2 separate regions of the Homo sapiens genome follow, and region 1 is linked to region 2. A link is a contact called in ENCODE Hi-C data. All regions are on one chromosome and are shown on one strand. Each heading gives the region's core, a stretch centred on a gene start or an enhancer-like site at or near the end of the contact. The rest is flanking DNA. Distances are from core to core; before and after follow the strand shown. Region 1 has its middle 96 kb from the start of DDIT4L-AS1. Region 2 overlaps EMCN (endomucin).

What was found. A loop is a pair of places that touch in the nucleus more often than their neighbours do. Pooled maps may share reads with other maps.
Region 1: a map of gastrocnemius medialis shows a loop between it and region 2 (4-fold over the local background). The contact joins two enhancer-like sites. A Hi-C loop is called at or near these places in 25 of 168 maps with a recorded cell type or tissue (A673, B cell, Caco-2 and 16 more), 8 of 37 single-sample maps with no recorded cell type and 26 of 50 pooled maps.

The regions. Positions count from the first base shown.
Region 1 is chr4:100,091,817-100,096,925 of GRCh38, forward strand. No RefSeq gene overlaps it. Among named protein-coding and RNA genes, the nearest start is that of DDIT4L-AS1, 96 kb to the right of the region's middle. Within about 2 kb of position 1,800, at least 7 of the 41 ENCODE cell types and tissues checked have a DNase peak (open chromatin) inside an H3K27ac peak, as active enhancers do; they include gastrocnemius medialis and psoas muscle, where a contact is called at or near this core.
Region 2 is chr4:100,410,936-100,415,764 of GRCh38, forward strand. All of the region lies in intron 10 of EMCN (endomucin), which reads right to left. Among named protein-coding and RNA genes, the nearest start is that of SNORA101A, 18 kb to the left of the region's middle. Within about 2 kb of position 3,221, at least 2 of the 41 ENCODE cell types and tissues checked have a DNase peak (open chromatin) inside an H3K27ac peak, as active enhancers do; they include gastrocnemius medialis and psoas muscle, where a contact is called at or near this core.

The DNA.
Region 1 (5,109 bases), core at 550-3,049, 320 kb before region 2:
CTTGTCATTGAGTTTAGGGCTTACCTGGATAATCCAGAATGATCTCATCTCGAGACCTTTAATTTAATGACATCAGCAAAATCCCTTTTTCCAAATAAGATCATGTTCATGGGTTCCAGGGGATTGGACATAGACATATCTTTCTGGGGTGTAACCATTGAATCCACTACAAAAAGCATGCTCAAAGGACTCATGAATGACAAGCTAGTCCTTGAAAACCTGTGCTGTCTGCCATTTTCCTTTTCTGTTCTGGCTGCCTGGGGTGATGTTTCCTGTCGCAGCTAATGCCGCAAGTGATAGCTCTACCTCCAGTGACCACTAAGGCAGGACAGTCAGCAAGAAAGCCAGAGATATTGTTATAGAAGAATTTTAGACAAATTCGTTTAACAGACTTTATTTGATCAAAGAACAACTCGTGAATTGAGCAATACTCAGAACCGGAAGAGGTTTTAAGAGCTCCACCCAGCAGTGTAAGCAGTAAGCTTTTATAGGATGAACACAGAAGAAAAATAGAAAAAAAATCATCTGATTGGCTTCGGCTAGGCATTTGCCTTTTTGGGCCACGGCGTGTTGAGGCATCTGCCTTATTTGAGCATGATCTGATCAGTTGGCTCCCTGTGATTGGCTTGATGGTCAGCTGTTTGTGATTGGTTGAAACTTGGCTACTCGCAAGAAGAAAATATACTCCTAAGTTAGGTTTTGGCTTGTTTATGTACTAGATTAGGTTGTGGTTTGTTATGTAGGACCTCAAAATATGAGACAGTCCCAGGCCAATGGTCTCCTGCTTATTTAATTTAACAACACAAGATTGCAAATTTCTGAAGGTGGGTCCTTAATAGCTATGCCTAGTGTGCTGTCTCTAGGCTACGCTGAAGCTTCTGGTACCTCATCTGTTAGTGGATGTTAAGTGTGGTGTTGCACTCTCTTCTTTAATTGCCGAAAGAGGAGTTAGCTTTGGGCCTCATCATTGCGAGGAAAGAACTGAGGCTTGGAGGGCTGAATTGAAGATTAATCTGAATGACTAACACTATGTTGTTTCCAAAATCACCCCCTGTTCCACTTTGAAACAAACTTGTGTTTTCTCAGTTTCTCCCCGAAAGGAAAAGTTTCTCACCAGGAGTGTCGTGGTGCTTTGTGTATATAAATCCTTGCTGGGTCCATATCTATTCTCCACACATGCCTGGAGTCGAGGCTGAATCATTTATTATTTATTCCCCAGCATGATATAGCTTTATTGCTTATGTTCACTGGGGTTTGGGAAATAAAGACTCAGGAAGCAGAAACACACCAGCTACAAGAGTCTGACATTTGTTTATGAGCAGGACAGCCTTGACTTATTATTCTACTTCTTCTCTTGCGTCTCCGGGAACAGATCTAAGAAGTGGGACCTTGTATGCAGTCACTGAGACAGCTGTTCCCATGAAAATCAGGGCTCATGGAGGACATGCAAATGCTTCTCTGTCAGTCTTCAGCCTGCTTGCTCTGCCTTCTGCTTTCCTGGTGAGGATTAAAAGAGGATTTCAGAGCTCTCCTTCAATTTGATGCCATCATTTTGATGTCTATGCCACCCGTAACTCCAATTTCTAAACTTGAGAGCTGTACAGGCCTGTTACAAAGTGGTTACCTTTTAACCACTAACTTCCGAGAAAAAACTTGGATCACTGAGGAGAGAACGAAGACAAATACAATTGAAGCCCCAGGTAGTTTTCCTGAGGCCTCATGATTTCTTTTGGCAGAGAAACCTATGATAGCTGGTGGCCACTAGGGGTCCCCAGAAGGCTTTTTTAATGAACAAGAGGCACCCGCGCTCCTCACCCCTCCCTTTCCTTCCCACAAATGCCAGGGGTAAAAACAACTTTAAGCTCTGACGTCAGCCAGCCAGGGGAGCCACCCTGTTGTGCCCATAGGTATAGCTAAGCTTCTGAGAACTGGGGCCTGGTGCTTTCCCTGGCAGCCCAATTTTCAGCTTAAATCATTGCCTTAATGTTATTTTAATGTGCTTGGGGTCCCTGGGGGACAGAGTGGGTGGCAGGGGAACAGCATTTAATTTCCTTTGGAGTTTGGAATGTGCCTGACACTTCTTAAGTACTTGAGTGAATATGAGAGTCTGTAATCCTTGCAAGAGCAAGCAACTTTGGGGGCCTTCTTATTTGGCAAGCTTCAAGACAAAGTTAAATTTTTGCTAGGAGAGAGGGAAAAAAGGAAATAAACATGTATTAAAAGTCTGATATATGCCATGGGCTTTACATTTATTATATTATTAAATCTCAAAAATAACCTCATCCAGTTGGAATTATTGTTCTAAATGCTAATATTAGGAAGGAGACATTCAGATTAAACAATTTGCCTACTGTTTACAGCTGATAAATGACCCAGGTAAGACCACAGCACTGGTCAATTAGGATCCGCAATCCAGGCTATGCTCTCAGTATCCTTCAGCCTTCTGGTTTTACTGTGAGGGCTCTCACAAAGGAATCTACTCATTGTTTTACCTGAAGCTTTTAAAGTACATAACCAAATCCAAACCTATAAAGGTGAAATAGCACTTTTCTAGATAATAAAATTAAAGCCTGAATGTAATCAAGCAAATGCTTATTAGGGATATTTTGTCCACCAGGTGCTATGTCTAATGCAGGTTCTGTTGAGGGCCTCATGTGCTTAATTCAGAGTAAAAACAAACAAACAAACAAAAAACACTAATGTTAGGGCAAATGTATTATTTTGACCAGAATGACATAGATTGGCTGTGTCCACATCAACTAAATAAAGTGAGCAATTATCTGATGAATTGCTGCTGAAGAGAAACACTTGATTCTTTACCACATTACCAAAAGGGTAGATTGACAAATAAAGAAGAATGTATCAGGCTTGAAGGTTGGCCAAAAATTGCCAGTCAATACTCTGGAAGTTTAGCAACAGGGAAATATCATAAGGGTTTATTTGAATCAGCCCTGTCACAGTGCCCAACCCAGTGCCTGGTGTAGTGTAGGCTCTCCGTGAAGGCAGAATCAACGTTGAATGATGTTTTTAAAAATGTTTATAGGCCCACTGTGAACATCCCAGTCTCCCTTCAGCTGAAGTCACTTTATGTTGACTCAAAACAATCTGCCCTCCAAACGAAAGTGTAAAATAAGAAACCAAGGCTTAGACGCTTCAAACACCAAAGCACCCTCTTCTTATATTCCTCCTAATTGTTAGTAGAGTAAGGTGTTTGGCTATTATTAGTCTCCCAGTGCTTACGTATTTGCTGGAAATATGCCTCATCCTCATGTATTACACCTTCTGCATAATCTAGTTTTATCATGTAGAAATTCCAAGGATTTATGAAGGTGAAATGACTCTGAAGTCCCTTGGATGAGGCTTATTAAGTGGCCCATTTCTTCTGAAATTCAGGGAGCTGAACTACAGCAAGGATGGATTGCCAAAATACATATTATGTAATTTTAAGTCACTTGCGCATGACTAAAACCTTAACCATGGTCAACGTAGGAGAAAATGATAATGATGTAATTTATTTGTGCTCACGTTACCATCTCCCCACCCAACAGTGCCTTAAAATAGATACAACGGATAAACTAGTAGAACCCTTTTTAAAAACATCAATGGCCACTTTCAAAGGAAAACAAAGTAAGGAAAGGAAAAAGAAGATCTGAAAAGGAACATTCAAAGGTGGGGTCTTAATTTCATCTGTGCTCATGGGAGACAGGGGGTGACATCATTTGGTAGAGAAGATGTCTGAAAATTCAGCCTCTTGAAAAGAACAATGTCAATCTATTCTCACTTTTAAAATTTGAAAAAGAGGAATGGTAATAACAACATTTACCATTTATTGAGCCTTCTTATGTGCCAGGTTCTAACCCGAACTGAAATCTAAAATAATTTCTCTTGAATCCTTAGAAGTTTGATGTTATTATCCTGATGTGTATGAGGAAAAAACTTAAAGAAGTTAGTATTTGCCTACCCTCCTACAGCTCATGAGTTTTGATGGTTTCTTGAGTTGTTGGGAAGATTTGCTAACACTGGTGGTCTCACTGTGCTTTTTCACTGGGGCATATGGTTATGGGTTAAAGAGTGGTGGCCTTGGCTTAGGGTTAACAAAAGTAATATTAATAGTAGCTGCAAGTTATTGAGTGTCCACTGTGAGCCAGTCTCTTCACGCTTATCATCTCTTAATTTTCACCAAATTATCTGCAAGGAAAGTTTTATCTTTTAATTTTCACAGAGGAAAGAAAGTTGACTGAGGAAACTGAGGTTTATGTTGCAAGAAAGTGATGAAACCAGGATCAAAGCCAGCTTTGCCTGTGTTCTTTCCACCTTCCAGTCCCCGCTGTCCTGTGAGGATAATTAGCAAACGCAGACGTGCTCGCTCGCACAGAACACGCTCCCTCTGGTGGAAGTCAGAGAGGTACACAATGAGGCCCTTGTATGAGTCAACCCTTTCTGGGTTTCAGGAGAATCTGACCTTGTTTCTTACTTTGTCATCTCCTGTTGCTTAGCTAGAGACCCTAAATATGCATCTTCTATTTGTGACTCTGTTTTTCTGTTTTGCTTATTATTATTAAAAATAGCTGACAAAACAAACAGTAGGGCAACTTACAAAATATGAATGAATGACACATACCCACAGTCTCTCCTTTTTTTTTGTTTTATTTTGTTTTCTTTCCCACTTTAGACACTTTGGGTGGTTAGCAAAATCTACCAGAATATATCTTACTTGTTTTCAGGATCTGTCAGAAAATTGTTATGTTGTCTTGGATCCTGAGCCTGCTGTTTTGCCCACACCCTTGTTTGGCATGAGGTGAGACTAGGAATAAGAGAATAAACAGTTGCTTGTACAACATTTTCATAGAGAGGAAGTTATTATATGACACCCAAGCAGAGAAACTCTTCTTCTTAATCCAGGATGACTGAGGAGGCCAGAGCTCTCCTTTTTGCTCTGGAACCATGAGCCTGCATTCCCTCGCTGCCTTTGGCACCTTGGCTTTCTACCTTCATGTTCTGAATATGTTGTGTTTTTCTCTCCCATTATGCTGTAAACTTGGCAATAGTGGGGACCGAGTTCCCTAACTGATTTTATCCTGTTTCTAGTAGTAAAAGGTTTTCAGTCAG
Region 2 (4,829 bases), core at 1,971-4,470:
ATTTTTCACATGCCACTGGATTCATGACCAATATATTTCGCATTACTTGTGTCCTTCAGGTAGAATCGAGTATCAACATCAGTCAAACAATATAAAAGCAATATAGGTCAAATCTCCGGCTTTTAGAATAATTCTCATCATTTTGCTCCAGCTTTTATCTGCCACTTGTTAGGAAATCTGTCCTTTCGGGACTCTGAGGATGTCACCTGTTACTTGTACCATCACGGCAATAATAAATAGTGCCAGAGACCTCTGAGGAGAACAAATTCAAGACTCCTCTTCAAGAGCTCCTTCGATTCTATGCTCTGAGAAATGTTGGGCATAGTTCTGCAGCACCCCCAGCCCCTGCTCCAAGGCAATCTTTTGCTAACTATTGTTCGTTTTGCAGAAGACACAGCACCTGCTTGGAACCCACGGCTATGAAGTACTGGAATGAGAAGTAAATAAAATAAATATTGAGTCATCCCCTAGTATCTGCCAGAAGTCATGCAAAGCAAGTCATTGAAAATCTTTACAATTCGTAATATTCTTCCTCAAGGTCTGTTTAATTGACAGACTAGAAATTTTGAGAAAAATTTAATAACAATATGATATCAGTAACAAGAATAATGATATTTATAGTAAAAGAAAACAACCCACACACATATCTAGTGAAAAAAAAATCCAGAGGGAAATATATCAAATACCAGTAGTGGTTGTATGAAGATTGTTTCATAGGTAGTTTTAAATTCTTTTTTATTCTCTATTTTTTTCTATTTTTCATTATGCATAATCTGGTCAAATATTAAAATGGTAGTTTCAGCCATGAAGAAATATTATAAGGCAGTAATATATGTTAATTTGCCAAATTAACAACATGTTAAGATGAGGGAAAGACTATTTGTAGTTGAAACAGTCAAGGAAGCTTTGGTGGAAATGCAGAGAATGAGACAAATATTGACGGGCTGCGGACAGAAGAGGATTCTATATATGGCTTTATAAATTTGTGAATGTTTTGTTCATTTTTACTCTGTGGTTTTTTTTTGTTGTTAATGAACTTTTACTTGTAAAAATAAATAAGCAAACAAAGATGACTATGCACTTAATGAGTAATTGCCATAGCATACCAATTAGTTAGTTTGCTAATGACATATTAATTATATGTAATTACCATTAGAGGGGTAAGTGTACATGACAAAGGAGAGCAAGAGACTCTCTCTTCCTTCTAGAAAGCTGGGTTCAGAGAGAGAGACAGTCAGGGGACAGGGAAGGGAATGAATGAAGTCGGAGAAATATGCATTATTATTGTATATCAAGTGCTTTCAAAACTGAGCTAGAGAAGGCAGGCACATCATGGACGGTGTTGCAGACATGCTAAGGTGTTTGAACTTAACCTTAAGTTATTACTTATCAGAGTCTTCCAAGTAGAGGAATATTCTAATGAATTCAGATCTGATTTTTCTTACTCTAAATGGTTCAAAATCAACTGATGCCTTGAAGCTAAGTTTAGTGATGCAATGTTTTTCTTCTTCCATAGAGTCATATATTTCTAATTTCAAGATTTTTCTTTATAATTTATATGACTTGACATATTAAAAGTGAGATAATGTGTATTAACTGTCTGAGATGATATAAATAAGAATCATGTTTAAAATGCATGTCACACATACATTTTTTAGTCAATCATGGTGATGTTTAACCTGACAAGATCGCTTACTAAAGCTGAGAAGTAGCTTATATGTTCTTATGAAGGACTCCTTGATCTGCAACATTTGATGCCCATTTTTTTTCCTGAAAGCATCTTCTTGTTATACCCTAGTAAGCTTTCTCTTTTACATTTAAGAGAATTCCAAATTTAAACATGCATGAGTTACAGTTTCAGCAGAAGACCTTATTCAACGAAGAATATATTTAAAGGAAGAAGGGAGTATGGATGGATGAACATCAACCATATTACTTATTCCATGACCTAACTGAAAAAGAGGGATTTGGGTCAAAGAACTCTCTTCCCTGGAGAAAATGACCAGAACTTTAACTGTGGCTCATTGAGGCTTCTAGAAAACCAGAAGATTTGGCATCCCTTGGCATTTTCCCTAAAAGTGGGTGGCTGCAGAGGGCTGTTTCCTTGGAAACATTGTTTATTGGTCTGTACCATAGTAAAATGTCCAGGGTTTCTACACTGAAGCAATGACAGATTCAAATAATTTTTATGACCACTGAAGCTCAAATTTCATTGTGTTACCCTTCTATGCTCATTAATTAACATTGTATTTCTTAGGTCTTGAAACAAATAAAGTAAATTGTAACAGTCATCAATTCTGAGTAGCTGGTGGTCAGATATTTGTTCTATCAATTGTTTTCTGTATTTTAAAAATTTCTAAAAATTTTTATATAGGCAGCAGTAGAAAAATTGAGTTAAGCTTGTGAACTGACATCAAACCTAACCATTTAAGTTTTTTTTTTCTACTTATTTTTTAGGAAAGATGTCAGTATTAGGCAAGAGAAGTTACTTAAATAAAAATAATTTTAGTAACGTAACTTCTCTTGAGTGTAGTGAGCATAGCATTATAAAGAAAAGATATTTGAATACATTTTGAAATGCAGTGGGAAGAAATTTGTTTGCTAGTGTTTGGGGAGCCACCAAGTTCTGTTAATGATAGACTTGAATAAAAATTGTGGTAGTACAAGGAGCATTTGGATAGCATTATATTTTAGATGATAAATTCTGGGCTACTGAAGTCTACTCTGAATCATCAATTTCAGTGTTGCCTTATCACCAAATATTTTCCATGGTAATCATCTGGGTTGCCCTTTGAGAGGTTATTTTGGTAAAAGCAATACAATTTCTAAATTGAAGTTGGCAGAAATAAAAGTACCCAAGAATATATCTTACTATTTCCATGGTAATATCTCCCTCTTAGACCTGTGACCTGACAAGTTATTTTTGAAGAAAAGGAAGTTAGGTGGGCCAACGGTCTATTTAACTAGTCTGCCATCGTCTATTCCACTTACTGCTATGGTCACCACTAGAGTGGGAGAGAGCCTACACGGAATTTTCCCCAGGCCTTAGAGTCTGCTATTACATTTGCAACGAAGAAACACAAGGTTCTCTGAGGCTTTCCCCCTGCTGGAAGTCATGATTCTAGTGTCAGTTGTCCCATTTCTTTGGCAGAAATGGGTGGTAGAAAACTGATCCCAGCACCCTCCTCACAAGGAGAGCCAGGAGCTTCTACACAGAGCACTTCCAGGTATGTTTAGCACCCTGACTCACCACTTGGAGAGCCAACATGACTGCAGAGGGTTTGGAGTATGTGTGATGCCTGCTTGCAAGCCACGGGCAGATTCTGAGGTCTTTTCTTGATAAATCGTGTAGTCACACTTAGGATCTCTCATGTGCTTACTCAGGACTGGTTCACATTAGGCTGCTTGAGCACTTTTTTTTTTTTTTTTTTTTTTTTTTTTTGCCCTTTTCCCTGACCTGGTAAAATAGGCCTGGCTACTTAGTAAAGGCTGGTGAATAGCCAGGAGAAAACTGTGAGTGGCTTCTAACCACTCTATGGGTACACTTTGCTCCTTTGCCCCCTTCAGATGGTTCCTCCTGAGAGAAAGTATAGTATGGGAATAAAGGAAATATGTGTATTGAAGAGTGGAAGAGATACAAGAGCAAAGGAGATCTCTCCTAAAATAAGATGGCTCATGTGAGGGATTTCAGCATTCCTGTGCAGGCTTCAGCTGTTCCTGCTCTTCAACTCTTCTGTTTGCCTTTTGCCGTTTGTTCTAGTTTGAATTTATACATGAAATTGAGAACACTTTCAGCCTTTAATATCTTGCTCTTGATTTGGGACAATATTTATAGTTTTCTGTTTTACAAAATTATTTTCAGCCACCAGAAATATTTATAATATAGCTTATTCAACTGGGGAATTGGTTATTATAAATGTATTAATGTAACATGATATTTAAATTAGACCCACATGGTTTTTTATATCTATATTTTTATTTTTTTTATGAAGTCTCGCTCCTTTGTCACCCAGGCTGGAGTGCCGTGGCACGATCTTGCAGCTTCCGCCCCCCGGGTTCCAGCATTTCTCCTGCCTCAGTCTCCAGGGTAGCTGGGATTACAGGCATGCGCCACCATGCCCAGCTAATTTTTGTATTTTTCAGTAGTGACAGAGTTTCACCATTTTGGCCACGCTGGTCTCAAACTCCTGACCTCAGGTGATCTGCCCGCCTCAGCCTCCCAAAGTGCTGGGATTACAGGCATGAGCCATAGCTCCCGGCCAGATTATTTTATAAAACTAATAATTTGTTTTTAATTGATCTGTTTCGTGATATCAATGGTTTAAATGTCTAATCTACTCAAAAGAAAGAAAAATCCATGATTTTAATTTTGAAAAGCTATCTAGCACCACATTTTTTCATTGTTCTTGACACAAATCATACCTATATTTTGAAAGACTTTTACAATTCCAATCAAATGAATATACCTAAGAAACTGGAAAAATTCACATTACATCAATAGAATATTATATTTTACCTTTATGGAGAGGCTCAATTAAATGTATATAAATGATATAAAACATGATTTACATTTTAACTGATGACCAGTTTTTTTGCCTTTTTGACCATATGCGACTACATAGCCAGCACCAAAATGAAACAAAACAACAGCAATAATTTAAAAACTTGTTAACAAATTTTGGTATCTTTCTGCCACTCCTGCAGAATAGGAAATGCCTCCAGCCATCTACACATCCACACATCTATAGAAAGCAACCTCTAAAGGCCACATAGTCCAATAATCTTATCAAATTGGTAAGATTTTTCTTTCCTTCATGGGAGAATTTTAC